2 separate regions of the Homo sapiens genome follow, and region 1 is linked to region 2. Evidence: chromatin contacts called from ENCODE POLR2A ChIA-PET data. All regions are on one chromosome and are shown on one strand. The core of a region is the stretch at or near the end of the contact, and the rest is flanking DNA. Distances in the headings are between cores, read along the strand shown.

Region 1 (2,777 bases), core at 122-2,621, 160 kb after region 2:
TTAACTCCCCCAGGAGCTCAGCTCTGGCCTCAGTTTGGTGAGGTTCAGAAGACTCCCAGCAATAAAAAGTATTTCTTGGATGATCAAGTCCTCCCTTACTCCAGCCTCCTCTTCTCAGCTCCCCAGGTGGTGTGGGAGGGGCCCAGTGGCCTGGGGTGGGGGGTAAGGGGCGACGGGATGACAGAGACTGCTGCTGCTCTCAGGCGGGCAAGGGAGGCCCTGATGGCGCCAGTACCGCGGGGCAGAGCACCAGCTGCGGGGCTGCTAAGGCGTCACCTGCGTACCTTTCCGGGCCTGCTGAAAAGCTCACACCATCCTCCATGCATCAGAAGGGGAAGCGGAAAGTGAAAGGATCCTCCCCCGAGTCTACTCTGCATTCTGCCCACCCAGCTGCTTGCCCCCATTCCAGGGCCCCTGCAGGACAGGCCACCCCAGGAGGCCTCCACTCATTTGAGATTTCAGAAGATTCAGGGACCCTGGAGCTTAGGGAGGGGGAGCACCCACCACTTCCTTGGTCTGCTGATGAGGTCTCTGCTGCTCTCTCCCTGGAGGGGAGTGGGTGGAAGGTCAAGAGGGGAGAGATGGAAGTAAAAGCAGAAAACAAAACCAAACCAGAAAACCACCGGTTTGTAAATTGGCAACAAGACCTGCCTGCTGGCTGCCCTGAGGCCCACGGGTCTGCTCCCACAGAGGAAGGAGGCAGGAAGCGGCTGGCAGGCTCCAGCTCCCGCCCGGCCCCGCTGAGGGCTGGCCAGCCTCATGGCTCCGAGGCCGGGACTCCTGCCATGCGCCTAACAGGTCCAAGGTCCTCTCCGGTCTGGGAGCTGCCCTCTGCGCCCCTCGAGCATTCTCCTGGATCCCGGCGTCTGCTCCTAGGTCTTCTCTTCCCGGTCTGTTTTTCTCCTTGTTATGTTCCTGGGTTTAATTTTCAGAGACAGTTCCCATAGGGCCTCCTCAGCCAGGTGGTCACTGAAGTCATTGAAGAAGTTTATAATGTCGTCGTTCCTCCGCATGTCATAGTGCCTGGTGCAGGGGATGGGGAGCAGTCAGTGAGCACCTGTGTGGGCTGGATGGCCCGATGGCGCCACCCTCCTGGAAGGTGCCGCGGGGACCATCCCCACAGCCTCGCAGCAAACGGATGCTGCAGGGGCTACCGTTGACCAATGTGACAGAGGGGACACCAGTGCTCAGAGACGGTGCCACCAGCACATGGAGCACAAACAGGGCCCTGAGGCTGGGCTGCTCACAGGGAGGGGGCCCCAGGTGATCCCACTGCCCCCAACAACGCATGCCAGGGCCCGCCCTGGGGGAGCTCTGGTGCCTCAGAGTCAGGCAGGCCAGGGTTTGTCAGGCCCTTCTCACAGCAAGGTGGGCACCAGCTTCTGGTGTGTAAAATGGGAGGACGAGCTGTGCTGTCACGGGGTCCAGGCCCAGGGCCAGGCTAGGCCTGGCATGGAGCCTGGTGGGCATGCTCTCAAGTCATCCTGGCAGAAACTGAAGGGCCCGGACTATATCTCAGCAGTGGCAGGTCCCTGGGTCCTCTGTGGCTCCCCCTCCCCTCGGTGTCCCGGGCTGTCTCTCCTTGTGTGTGGCCCGGGGCTCAGCTCTGCCTGGTCCCCCCGGGGCAGTGGCACTCACGCCTGCTGGAAGCAGCGCATGCTGTCGAGGATGTTGAACTGCTGCCACCGCTTGGAGAAGTTCACTTTCCCGTCGATGTAGTCTGGGTTTCCCAGGTGAACGAAGGTCAGGTCCTGCAGGATCAGCCCCCTGGGAGGACGGGTTAGGCAGCCTGTTACTGCTACGGGGTTTGGAAGCAGCAAGGGCTAGAGACATGTGTCAGGCGCTAGGACTCGCAGTGAGCAGCTTCCAAACCCCAGAGCAAACCAAAGAGCCAGTCTGAGGTGTCTGTTTCCCAGAACAAACTCCCGCCTCAGCCTCTGGCCTCTGGCTCCACAAGCACCTGCTGGGGACCTCGGAAGCCAGTATGCTGATGAGGAGCCTGAGGGTGATGCGGCTGCCATGGCTCAACCCATAAGGGCGAAGCTGTGGGCTGCTAAAGTAACATTAACAAATGAGCAGTAAAAAAAAAAAATAACAAAACCCAAACCAGGGGGCAGGGGCAGAGATCTCCTTTTATTAACAGGTGTGGTGGGCTGGGTGCAATGGCTCACACCTGTAATCCCAGTACTATAGGAGGCTAAGGCAGGAGGATTGAGCTCAAGAGTTTGAGAACAGCTAGGCTGGGTGTGGTGGCTCACACCTGTAATCCCAGCATTTTGGGAGGCCAAGGTGGGAGGATCACCTGAGGTCAGGAGTTTGAGATCAACCTGGCCAACATGGTGAAACCCTGTCTCTACTAAAAATACAAAAAGTAGCCGGGCATGGTGGTGCACACCTGTCATCCCAACTCGGGAGGCTGAGGCAGGAGAATCACTTGAACCTGGGAGGCGGAGGTTGCAGTGAGCCAAGATTGCGCCACTGCCTGGGTAACAAGAACGTAACAAGAACTCCAGCCTGGGTAACAAGAACGTAACTCTGTCTCAAAAAAAGAAAAAAAAAAAGAGTTTGAAACCAGCCTGGGCAACATAGCAAGACCTCGTCCCTACAAAAAATACAAAAATTAGCTGGGCATGGTGGCGTGTACCTGTAATCCCAGCTACTAAGGAGACCGATGTGGGAGGATTCCTTGAGCCCAGGAGTTCAAGGCTGCAGTGAGCTATGATTGCACCACTGCACTCCAGCCTGGGTGACAGAGACTCCGTCTTTATTAAACAAAG
Region 2 (2,700 bases), core at 51-2,550:
CAGGTCGTGGGGCATTCAGTCTGCAGCCTGGTGGCGTCCAGTGCAGCCTGGGCTCCAAGCCTGGCCCTGCACTCGGCAGCCTTGTGACCTTGGGTGCGTTACTTTTCTTTTCTTTCTTTCTTTTTTTTATTTTTTTATTTTATTTTAAGATGGGTGTCTCACTCTGTTCCCAGGCTGGAGTGCAGTGGCATGATCTTGGCTCACTGCAACCTCTGCCTCCCGGGTTCAAGCGATTCTCCTGCCTCAGCCTCCCGAATAGCTGGGATTACAGGCGCGCGCCACCATGCCCAGCTAAATTTTGTATTTTTAGTAGAGACGGGGTTTCACCATGTTGGCCAGCATGGTCTCGATCTCTTGACCTTGTGATCCACCCACCTTGGCCTCCCAAAGCACTGGGATTACAGGCGTGAGTCACCCGCATCCTGCCGGGTGTGTTACTTTTCTATCCTGATTGACTGAACCTTAATGTCCTTCTCTGTCAAACAGGCAGTAGTATCTTCCAGAAAGTGCTGTTATGAAGGGGAGTAGAGCACATGAGGGCTTAGCAGGGTGCCTGGCCCTTGAAGTGCTGGTGGCCACTGATCTCCCCTGAATGCGGAGCCGTAGTGGTTCCTGGTGAATGACAGGTCATCCCAGTGCCCTGGTCAGGCATCTGACACTGGCTGGCACTCAAGTGTGGAGTGAAATTAATCCTGTTACCCGGAAATGGCTTTTGATAAATTAATTACAGGGCAGAGATGTTCCCTCTGGTGGACAGATAGCAGGAACCTGTTGGACAGGCGGGCACTGTCTGGAGAGGCGGGGCTTGGATGTGAAGTTGCCGTTGTTGGCGAATCTTTCTGGTTGTTTTTGTTCCAGCACAGCCTGGGAGCACTTCTTTAGATTATGTGCCAAAATATGCAACCTGGATTCTTTTTCAATGTTCTTTTCTCCATTGATTTGTTCCCAAATCTATCTTCATATGGGTTTTAGGCCCCTTTTTCATCTGCCTAATGGCAATATTTTCTTTTAGGCTGGCAAGTTTCAGAATGCTCTAGCTCCCCGTGGCAGTGTCTCTGAGTGGCTTCTGTGGGAAAGGAGGGCTTACAGCAAGGGGGCACATAGGCTGGACTTCTTTCCAGCAGGCATCATTGGGTTGTGTCTGCTTCATATGTCATACTGAGGTTCCAAGTCAGATTCTGTTGGAGAGAAAACGAATTCTGTTGCCTACAGAAGGGAGAGAAGGTGAGGTAAAGCCGTGGCCATAAGCCAGGTTTGACTTATGCTAACCTGCGAGGACTTGGTGCGTCTATGCCGGGTCTAGTCCCACAGACCTAGGGGTGAGTCAGAGCTGGATGGAAATGCCTCAGACCCGCTGGAGAGCTGTTCTCTTGCCTCAGCCGGCTTCCTGCTTCACACTTGGATGCTCACCGGTGCTTTCTCCCTGCCTCCGGATAGGCTAGTTTAGCTTGGGGTATGCATGTGTGTTGATGGATGGAAACTCGGCAGGTATTTGAAGCCTGGTAAAGCCCTGCTAACAGCGCCCTGGCCTGATGTTTGTGAAAAGCAGCTGGCAAGCAGTGGGGCCAGATGCTTGTGGGCGGGGCCAGCCTCGCACTCAGCCGGTCAGTGGAGATCCCTGCAACGGGAGGAAATCCGAATGATTCTGGTTTATTTTGGAGTTGTGTCCAGTGAAAGATCTCCTGACTGCCGTAAAGCAGGTGTGTATACACAAACTTTGTAAAGGACCAGGCAGTAACTGTTCTGGGCTTTGTGGGCCATAGATGGCCTCTTGCTTATTTCTCTTCAGGCTGCCGGCCCCTGCTCTGATGGAACGTTGAGGCTGGAAGATTCTCCACTTGTGCAGTCTTCACTGTGGAGAGTGTAATTGTCCTCGTAGGGGCTGCTTTCATTCACTGCAGCAGTGACTCGCCTGGTTCCTTGTTGGTATCCCAAGTTTATATAGGAAAATAGGATCCAATCCCAGGCTTGTAAGAGGTGGCTGATTCCACAGTAAGCCATTTCTTTCTGCTACGTTTTTTTTTTTTAGACAGATTTTTCCCTCTGTCGCCCAGGCTGTAGTGCAGTGGCCCAATCTCCGTTCACTGCAACCTCCACCTCCCAGGCTCAAGCAGTTGTCCTGCCTCAGCCTCCCCAGTGGCTGGGATTACAGGCGTGCATCACCACGCCCAGCTAATTTTTTTAAATATAGTTTTAGTAGAGACAGAGTTTTACCATGTTGCTCAGGCTGGTCTTGAACTCTTGGGTTCAAGTGATCCGCCTGCTTCAGCTCCCCAAAGTGCTGGGATTACAAGCGTGAGCCCCGGCGCCTGGGTAGTAAACCATTATTTCTGTGGCTGTCAGTTGTCAACATTGATGGGCTTGATTTTAGGGTCAGTGCTTGTCTAGGCCACTCCTTCAGTAGATGAGGAAACAGGTCTAGAGAGGCCAATAGCGTGCCCAACAAGTGCAAAACTTGGTTAAAAGGTTGGGGGCACTGGCTGGGTGTGGTGGCTCACGCTTGTAATCCCAGCACTTCAGGAGGCCAAGGTGGGCGGATAACTTGAGGTTAGGAGTTTGAGACAAGCCTGGCCAACATGGTGAAACCCTGTCTCTACTAAAATACGAAAATTAGCTGGGCGTGGTGGCGCGCACCTGTAATCCCAGCTACTCGGGAGGCTGAGGCTGGAGAATCACTTGAACCTGGGAGGCAGAGGTTAT

The links. ChIA-PET counts read pairs that join two places held with the same protein, here RNA polymerase II (POLR2A).
Region 1: POLR2A ChIA-PET joins it to region 2 with 20 read pairs in activated CD4-positive, alpha-beta T cell. The contact joins two enhancer-like sites. POLR2A ChIA-PET finds 5 or more read pairs at or near these places in 3 of 52 experiments (BJ, GM12878 and activated CD4-positive, alpha-beta T cell).

Annotation. Positions count from the first base shown.
Region 1 is chr9:131,578,625-131,581,401 of GRCh38, forward strand. It overlaps RAPGEF1 (Rap guanine nucleotide exchange factor 1), which reads right to left. Exons shown (of 27, transcript NM_001377935.1): 26 at 1,639-1,767; 27 at 1-1,023. The coding sequence ends at 873. Among named protein-coding and RNA genes, the nearest start is that of PRRT1B, 34 kb to the left of the region's middle. RefSeq lists enhancers at 315-364, 395-524, 725-804. Within about 2 kb of position 1,372, at least 12 of the 41 ENCODE cell types and tissues checked have a DNase peak (open chromatin) inside an H3K27ac peak, as active enhancers do.
Region 2 is chr9:131,421,927-131,424,626 of GRCh38, forward strand. The region is part of intron 1 of PRRC2B (proline rich coiled-coil 2B); the gene reads left to right. Among named protein-coding and RNA genes, the nearest start is that of PRRC2B, 29 kb to the left of the region's middle. Within about 2 kb of position 1,301, at least 25 of the 41 ENCODE cell types and tissues checked have a DNase peak (open chromatin) inside an H3K27ac peak, as active enhancers do.